Regions from separate parts of the Homo sapiens genome. Here all the other regions are linked to region 1. A link is a contact called in ENCODE Hi-C or POLR2A ChIA-PET data. All regions are on one chromosome and are shown on one strand. The core of a region is the stretch at or near the end of the contact, and the rest is flanking DNA. Distances in the headings are between cores, read along the strand shown. Region 1 has its middle 38 kb from the start of GGTLC1. Region 2 holds the start of ENTPD6 (ectonucleoside triphosphate diphosphohydrolase 6). Region 3 holds the start of ABHD12 (abhydrolase domain containing 12, lysophospholipase).

Region 1 (2,992 bases), core at 439-2,938:
ATGTCCAAAAGTTCTTTACTTACAGGGACATGATCTAGGGGCTTAGAGGGCCCTGGAAAAGTAAGATAATATATTTTAAAGACCCAATTTTACACAAAAGAACAAAAAGAGGAAGAACTATAGCAGAATGCCACTGCTGTGGATTCAGACTTCACCTCCCTGCCCACGGAGATGATTGAAGGGGAAAAAGGACAGAACATGAAACTAACAAGCTTGAGGCCTTATCAGTGTCTATATTGGCAAATTGAGGAGCGATGCACTCCCCAAGGTGGGTAAGCTGGTGGAAATGGCACTGCTGACTCCCAGGCAGGTGTTTGTATACTGATGTTTGTCTTCCCACACACGAATGAAAAAGACCAGGTAGAGTGAGCTCCTAGCCCACCCCTCTCGCCCTCTCTCCATACCACCGTGCTTCCTCTGTCCCTGTTCAGCAACGAGAAACAAGCTGAAATGATCTGTGCATACATATTGCAAACAACAACAACAAAAAAAACAATGAACGCAAAATCAAATAAAAACATACATCAGAAGTGAAATTAACCAAAGGAGAATGAATGTAAACACACAGTTCTCTAAGATGCTCAATAAATCACAAATATCATTACTCCATAAAATCAGTTAACAGATAAATACGTACAGCTAATATGTATCAACTGAAAAAAAAAGTTAAAAGATAAATAGAAATTCAGGTAGATATTATAAAATATCAGAGACAGACCCATAAATGCACTGATCAGGTTTCACGAAGATGAGAACAGAAGAAATAGAACAGAAATAATGTATCCAAGTGGTAGTAAAACAAAATATTGTTGAAATGAGCAGCTGAGTCTGTAGACTTAGAGGCCACACCATTCCAGGCAACACACATACTCTGGAAAATGTGTGATGAGTGCCCTCCTTTAATTCTTGGGACATTTATCGGTCCCTGTATTTATACTTCAGTGTTTATGGTTTTTGAATATTTTGAATTGGGATTTCCAAATATTTTCTCCCATTTTCCATCATCTTTACTTTTTTATTTATAGTCCTAGAGGGCTTTGTCTTTCAGCCTTACCAATAATTTTATTTGAACTTCAGAAATACTAATTTTAACTACCAAGAATATTTTCTTGTCCTTGATTCTTTCCCCGCAGCCTGTCCTTGTCTTAAGGATATAGTTTCTCAAATACTTGTGATGATGTTTTGGAGCTTTGAAAATGATCTCTTTTGAATTATCTCAATTTCCTGCAAAATATGTTACTTTTGTCGGCTTTGGCTGTTCCCCTTGGAATTGTCGCCTTTCCTCCGCCTCATTGAGCAGAGCTTCCTTGAGGACTGGAACAATTCCAATAGCTCATCTCCACCTGTGTGCATCTCCCCTCACTCCAGCCACAGAGGTCAGCATCTCTCTGAATTTTGGTTTCGCCGTTCTCTTTTTTGAATACATAAGTCTAACCTTCATATATGTATGTTTAAGTAATATTTATTTTAAATTTTAAAAATATATTGAAATACTATTAAAGTATGTTTCTCCAGGGACCTATTTCTTATTTTTCCTCCCTTAACAAAGTGTTTCTATGATCAGTCCTTGTTGCTGTGTGTAGCAGTAGTTGATTTTCAGACAGGAAGCTCTTGTAAATTACTCTGGCCAGTGAAACAAGTAAAAGGGTACATGTGTCAGTTCCAGGAAGTGTTTACGAGTCAGCGCGTGATTTCCTGTGCTCACGCCCATGGCTGCCACATCTGGGGAAGCATGTGTTGACGTGGAGCTGCCACAAGATCAGCACCTCCTGGAGTGATGGGCTGCAGCCCCGAGAAGGTGGCCCTGGAGAGTTCTGGGAGCCAAAGCAAAAGTGGCATGAACAAGAAATACATTTTGCTGTGCCACATCAGTAAGATTTTCCAGCTATTTCTTAGCACAGGATAATCTACCATACCTTTTCCTTCCTTTCATTTTTGCGTCTGCAGTGATGGTATTCTATTTCACTTTTCTATACAGATCACTGATTGTCTACCTCCACCTACGAAGCAGTCCTTTCCTCCCCCAGGGGCCTGCAGTGCATCTATTTGTGTGAGCCTGTTTTGGGCTTCCTTCTGCTCCATCATCAGCTCATCAGTCCTGAACAAATACCTCTGTAGTCTTCATTACTGCAGCTTAATAGTATCTGGTGTAGTAACTCTCTCTACTTTCTATTTCTTTTTCAGGACTGTCTTTTCCAACCTTACTTTACTCATCCATTAAGTTTTAGAAACCTACAACCACATACACAATGGAAAGCTTGTTGGGGTTTTGGTTGTGATTGCATTTGAGGAGCTTATCGTTACAATATTGAGTGTTCCTACTCATCGTAGCTGGGCTATGGGCTATTTTTCTTTTTTGATATATCTAAAGCATTATAACTTTTTGGAACAAAAGAATAGGATTTCTTGAGTTTAGGCAACCATCTGGAATTAGAAGTCTATTTGCAACAGTGTTTCACAGAGATAAACTCAGGACTCAATACCATAAAGCAAAGTACAGGGAGGAGAGGGGTTGGGGAGAGGACTAAGCTTCAGGTATTTTCTCTGTGTCGGATGCCCCTTGGGTGTCATGCATGCAGTATTTCAATTTATTCCCATGAAACCTCTATCTAACATGTAGCATTTTCTCCATGAAATCAAGACCCAGTTATGTTAAGCAAACTATCAAAGCTCAAACCCTGGTAAAAAGTGACAGGGCTAAGAATTGGAGAAGGCCACTTGGATTTCAAGCCAGGCTTCCCCAATATCATCATGACAAGTGTATTAAAGAAATTCGAAAGATTTTGCCTGGCTTTCTTGAGGTTGATGGATTGGCTTATTGTCTTGGCTAATGCTTTCTATCAAATTTTTAATTATTACAATAAATTTTATTTTTATTATTTATTTATTTATATTTTATTTTTTGAGATGGAGTTCCATTCTTGTTGCCCAGGCTGGGGTGCAATGGCATGACCTCAGCTCACTGCAATTTCTGCCTCCCTGGTTCAAGTGA
Region 2 (2,950 bases), core at 446-2,945, 1.2 Mb after region 1:
GGAAGTGATAACACATGTTGCCAAGTGCAGCAGGCAGAAACAGGGCCATCACCACTTCACGACAGGATCTCAAAATACTAGGAAGTGTAAATTAAAACCATGAGATATAGTTTTGTCATTATTGGATTGGGAAAGATCCAAAAGTTTGGAAAGACCCCACTGGTGAAGATGTGTGGAAACCCACAGTCTTACACATTATTTGCCAGAGTGTAAATTAGTACAGTGTCTAAGGGGGGCAATTTAGCCACGTTTGGCTAATATATTATTTTAAAGGACATATCCCACCATAGCCAATTCCACCTCTAAGAATATTTCTGACAGATATACCCACATGCATGCACAAAGACAATCCACGGGATCCAGTCACATTATTCCTAACCCAAAGCAACTGGGAAACACTTCAAGGTCCATCAGTGAAGGCCCGCATAGGCTAACCTCTGTAATAACCAAATCTCAGTGGCAGTGTCCAACCAGGTGCTTGTGGGCGACCTTCCAACAGGCACCGCATTGCCCGGCTGCCAGGCCGGGCCTGTGTACTGTCCCCGCATCCCATACAGCTAGCACTTATTCACCCTCAAAAGCGTCCCATCCTGAAAATAAACTCTTGCCCACTTGGTGCTTCAGGAACCTGGGCTTCTTCCACTAATAGCTCTCCCAGATGCCCCAGTGCGCAGGTGGGGCCGTCCTCTAGGACCAGGCCTGGCTGGGGCGCACCCACACCTCCTTGGCCAGACGCCATGGGCCGGGAAGGGGCTCTGGCCCTTGCGGGAATGAGGGCGCCTAGCATAGGTGTGCAAGTGGGCAGCCCCCACCGTGGGGTCCTTAAGTAAGCTGGAGCCTGTGAGCCAGGACAGTCAGGAGTTGCAACCTTGGTGATTTCTAGGAAGACAGAAAATGGGGTCAAGGGCCGGGTGTGGTGGCTTATGCCTATAGACCCAGCACTTTGGGAGGCCGAGGCAGGCGGATCACCTTAGGTCAGGAGTTCGAGACCAGCCTGACCAACAGGGCGAAACCTCGTCACTACTAAAGGTACAAAAATTAGCCAGGCGTGGTGGCGCACACCTGTAATCCCAGCTACTCAGGAAGCTGAGGCAACAGAATCGCTTGAACCCGGGAGGCAGAGGTTGCAGTGAGCTGAGACCACATCACTGCACTCCAGCCTGGGTGAGAACCTGTTAAAAAAAAAAATAAGAAAATGGGGTCAAGAAACGGTGGGAGGAGGGCAGATTTCATGAACCTGCCTGCTATGATGTGGCTGCATTTCCATCATGCATTGTCCTAAAAAAAGAAAAAGAAAAAAATAAAATGTAGACGTGGAGGGATGGGGGAAATTGCACAGGCCGGTCCAGGCTGTGAGGCTGCCCCCTACCAGGGACGACGAGGGCCAGCTCCGCCGCGCCGTAAGGAAACTGGCCAAGGGAACCCCTTGAATCTGGCGAGGGCCCGCCATGAGACGCTCGGGGAACCAGACTGCCGAGCCCCCCTCTCTGGGCCGACGCCAGCCCGGCTGTGGACTGGAGAAAACCGCAAGGCCACCTGCAGAAAGAAAAGAAGGCCATCGCGCCTACGCAGCTGAGCACCCATACTCCGCCCGCGCCTGCGCAACTGGGTCCCCCGACCCCCACCTCCTCTCCCGCCTGCGCATGCGCGGCTGGGTGCGCCCCCCCGCCCAGCCTGTGACGCCACGTGCATGGGGCGGAGCCCAGGCCCTAGGGAATCGTGGGGTCGTATCCCGCGGGTGGAGGCCGGGGTGGCGCCGGCCGGGGCGGGGGAGCCCAAAAGACCGGCTGCCGCCTGCTCCCCGGAAAAGGGCACTCGTCTCCGTGGGTGTGGCGGAGCGCGCGGTGCATGGTAAGCGGCGGGCCGGGGCGCTGGCGGGGGCGGCCGGGGATCACCGACTGTAGGCGGGCCTCCCCCACGCGGGCGCGCTGCGCTCCGGAGGACGGCCTCGGGGTCACTCGCACCCCGGGTCCCACCTCCTGCTGCCTTCCTGTCCAGGCTCCATTAGGGCTCCCTGGATGTCTGGGCTCCGCTGACCGGTGGGGGGCAAGTCCAGTGTTTTGGGCCACAGGGCGGGCCAAATAGCAGGGGCCTGTAGCCCCAGGGGGCCCCAGCCCTGCTGCGTTCATTCATTCAGCCCGCTTTTGCGGACCCGCCCCCAGTCTGCGTCAGGGACAGACCCCTCCGCCCTGGATGAGCCCGGCGGGGAAGCTTCGCGTAGCAGTTTCTGGGAAACAGGTAGGATCAGGCCGCTCGGACAGGACTGAGGGTGTAAGGACGATTCACCCTGGCATTGGGGTGGTGTCCCGAGGAGCTCATAGGTGGTCAGGGCGGTTCTGCCCGAGCTGACCTGTGAGCCGCGAATGCCCTGGACCGAGGGAGGGAGAGCCCCCTAGGTGGACAGACTAGACTCCTTCAGTGGAAAACATTCAACAGCCAGGAGAGCGTGGAAGAGGAAGGAGAGATGGGAGGGCCCAGGGGAGCGTGGAAGGGAGGGTGTTTTTATTATAAGTGCACCTGTAAGTGCAAAGTGCAAAGGAAGCAGCCGCCGGGAAGTGCCTGGGCAGCTCTGGGTGTCCCTCCAGGCACCTGTATTCCAGCCTTACCTGCGCGAAGCCACACATCCCACGTCACACAGGATACGGGGAAGTCAGCCATAGCCTGCAGGCGGGGAATCTGAAACCTCGCGCAGGAGTTCCTTGGGAGAGGTGGATTACAAGGACTCTTCCTCCCACCCGCTGTGCAAGAGCCATGGGCGGCCGGTAGTCATTTTTGAAGGACCTGGCAAGCACTGTACAAATCTCAAAATTGCTTTTTGTCCCCCTCCCCTTGCCTTGGAGAGAGTGGCTGGCTAGTGTGTGTGTCGTCTGCCTCCTGAAGGTTCGGGTAAAGGACCAGGGAGGTGGGCAGCCCTTTGTGTCAGGAGATCTGGAAGCGCCTCCCCTCCCAC
Region 3 (2,714 bases), core at 186-2,685, 1.4 Mb after region 1:
GCGATACGCATATTTTACACTCAAGTGGCCAGCGTCAACTAAGGGCATTCCAGATGGTCAAAAAAGAAGTGCCTCTGCTACAACGCCTGAGATCATCATATAGTAACTTCTTCAAACCACCACGAAGTAGCAAGGCTTCAAAGCTGTCAGGAATGCTACGTTCTACAACAGCCAGATAATTAGGAAACCAGCAGATGGGAGGAGAAATCTGTCCCTATGAAACACGTTCCCATCTCAGTTTTGAAAGTGGCTTTATATAAACGCATTCATCTTCTACCCAATAACCCAAAGGTTATTGAACGCCAATAACCAAACGACTCAGGACTGCGAGATGATTCCCAAGGAGGCGAACTTGTGCGGACAGATTTCAAGTACCACGAACCATCACCAGCAGAGCGAAGGGCAGGTTTCCCTCCGACGGCTGCGATGCTCCGAGTCCCTCCTTCCCCTAGCACCCCGCCGCCCACTGAGCCCTTCCCCAAAGGTCCCCGAGTTCTGAGCGACGCACGCCCCCGACCCTAGTTACCGGGGAGAGCCGCCGAGGGCCCAAGGCGCCAGTAAGGCTCCGCGCACGCAGCCCAGCCCGAGGGGCGCCCGCCCGGGCGCTCGGTGTGGGGCCTGATGCAGAGCAGGAGGAGGAGGTCCGAGTGGGCCCCAGCGCTCTCAGGGTCTGGCGCCGGCCCCTCTGCCTCCCGCCTCTGCTGTGCCTGGCGTCCAGGGATCTTCCAAGGACTCCCCACCCCCTACCCTGCTCTCCCACGCGGGGTCATGACTTCGGGCGGCGCCAAGCCCCCAGCGTAAGGGTCCCCCCGGCTTCCCCGGGAAAGGGTCGGGGTGCAAGGCTAGGCCAGGAGTGCCTGGCGAGAGGGCCGGAGCAGGACACAGGGGGTCAGCGGCAGGGCAGGGCGCTCCCGCCGCGGTGCCTGGGGAAGGGAGCGGGGGTGGGGCTGCCGCGGGCCAAATGCGGGACACAGGCGCGGACGGGGGCGGCCGCGGATCGGGCGGACGGCCACTCTGGGAGGGGCTGGGAGGTACCGCGGCCCCCTGCGGGACGCACCTGCGCAAAGTGAGGGACCGGCCCCCCCCCCCCCCCCGCTCCGCGCGAAGCCTCACCTGCCCAGCGCCCGCTTCATTCCCGCGTCGGCTGCGCAGCGCGGCTCAGCCGCCGCCGGGCCCGTCAGGCGTAGGTTCTGCTTCAGGCGGCAGTCGGCGTCCAGCGCCGCGGCGGCCGAGCCGGAGGAGGACGAGCCCGCGGCGGCGCAGCGCTCATGCTCCAAGGCGACGGGCTCGGTCCGCTTCCTCATCCCGCGGCCGACAGGGCCAGCCGCCGACGGCGCCCGCTGGCCTGCGCCGCAGTGCCGCCGCTCACAGCCGCCGCCACCCAGAGCCCGGAGCCCGGAACCCGCCGCTCCTCACATCCCAGCCCAGGCCGCTGCGCCGGCTACGAACCAGCGGCGGGGGCCCGCCAGCCAGGCCGGCCAATCAGCGCCGGGCTCCCGCCGGCTCTGCCCTACCCCCCTCCCCCGGCCCCGCCCCGGCCACCTCCTCTCTAGTTCCAAGGAGCGCGCGCCCAGCATCCCTGGCGCCACCCGCAGCCATTTTGTGGGAGGGTGGGCGAAGCTGCAGCGGCGCGTCATCTGCAGGGCAGGGCTCTGGGCTCCATCCGCAGGCTGCAGCTGTGCTCGCCCGGGCGCTCGGTGTGAGGAGCACCCGCTCCCGGTCGTGCCCGAAAGGGGTGGCCCAGCGAGGCAGAGCCGCAGCGCTGGGCTCCTCGTGCTTCTGTGAACGGAAAACCAGAGGTAGCAAATAGCAGTTCCGTTCTCGTGATTCTTAATTCTTTTTCCACAAGGACATTACCTTTAAAAGTATGCTTTCCGGTCGTCAGTTTTTAATTTGAAGTAAATGTATATACTCAGTGTTTACTTTTGGGCCGAACATCAGGAAATGAACTGCTTGAAAAATTTACTTTTTAAAAACCTGTGTTAGATTTTAGATTTTTATAAAGCAATTAAGACTACCTGATGGGAGGAAAATCCATTTCAAAGATAAATTCGCCCTTATGAAACCCAAATTTAGTACTAATTCAACCCATCCTAGAAAGAGAAAAGGAAAGAATAAAGGGCTGTTTCACAAATTTAGTTTTATAACTTTGGCTTTCTTCAATATGGCATTAGTTTTACAGATGATCTATAACAAAGAGAGATATTTGCTTATTCCAAAGTAACGTTAGAAATTTCAGCATTTGTCACTTTGAAAACTATTGGCAATTGATAAAGGTCAATTGGAAATGCGTTTAGAAATTCAACAGCTTTTTATATTAGTTTTTTCTTTTTTTTTTTTTTTTTTTTTGAGACGGAGTCTCGCTCTCGCCCAGGCTGGAGTGCAGTGGCGCGATCTCGGCTCACTGCAAACTCCGCCTCCCAGGTTCACGCCAGTCTCCTGCCTCAGCCTCCCAAGTAGCTGGGACTACAGGCGCCGGCTACCATGCCCGGCTAATTTTTTTGTATTTTTAGTAGAGACAGGGTTTCACTGTGTAGCCAGGATGGTCTCGATCTCTCGATCCCGTGATCCGCCCGCCTCGGCCTCCCAAAGTGCTGGGATTACAGGCATGAGCCACCGCGCCCGGCTGCTTTTTAAATTAGTTTTGTAATGATACTTTGAAATTGCAAAATAATTTATTGACCATATTACTAAGTGTTACAGCCTGCATTCAT

Evidence for each region. Hi-C counts contacts between places; a loop is a spot of excess contacts on that map. ChIA-PET counts read pairs that join two places held with the same protein, here RNA polymerase II (POLR2A). Pooled maps may share reads with other maps.
Region 2: a map of CD4-positive, alpha-beta memory T cell shows a loop between it and region 1 (8-fold over the local background). The contact joins the promoter of ENTPD6 here to the enhancer-like site in region 1. A Hi-C loop is called at or near these places in 1 of 168 maps with a recorded cell type or tissue (CD4-positive, alpha-beta memory T cell) and 6 of 50 pooled maps. POLR2A ChIA-PET finds 5 or more read pairs at or near these places in 2 of 52 experiments (CD4-positive, alpha-beta memory T cell and activated B cell).
Region 3: a map of CD8-positive, alpha-beta T cell shows a loop between it and region 1 (7-fold over the local background). The contact joins the promoter of ABHD12 here to the enhancer-like site in region 1. A Hi-C loop is called at or near these places in 2 of 168 maps with a recorded cell type or tissue (CD8-positive, alpha-beta T cell and naive thymus-derived CD4-positive, alpha-beta T cell) and 5 of 50 pooled maps.

Annotation. Positions count from the first base shown.
Region 1 is chr20:24,025,748-24,028,739 of GRCh38, forward strand. No RefSeq gene overlaps it. Among named protein-coding and RNA genes, the nearest start is that of GGTLC1, 38 kb to the left of the region's middle. Within about 2 kb of position 1,689, at least 13 of the 41 ENCODE cell types and tissues checked have a DNase peak (open chromatin) inside an H3K27ac peak, as active enhancers do; they include CD8-positive, alpha-beta T cell, where a contact is called at or near this core.
Region 2 is chr20:25,194,017-25,196,966 of GRCh38, forward strand. It overlaps ENTPD6 (ectonucleoside triphosphate diphosphohydrolase 6), which reads left to right and starts at 1,696. Exons shown (of 15, transcript NM_001247.5): 1 at 1,696-1,851. It overlaps LOC101926889 (a long non-coding RNA gene), which reads right to left and starts at 2,876. Exons shown (of 6, transcript NR_109994.1): 1 at 2,607-2,876. RefSeq lists enhancers at 1,152-1,391, 2,242-2,311, 2,692-2,841 and a silencer at 1,532-1,951.
Region 3 is chr20:25,389,400-25,392,113 of GRCh38, forward strand. ABHD12 (abhydrolase domain containing 12, lysophospholipase) reads right to left here and starts at 1,436. Exons shown (of 13, transcript NM_001042472.3): 1 at 1,114-1,436. The coding sequence starts at 1,304. RefSeq lists silencers at 526-685, 856-1,015, 1,056-1,105, 1,146-1,565.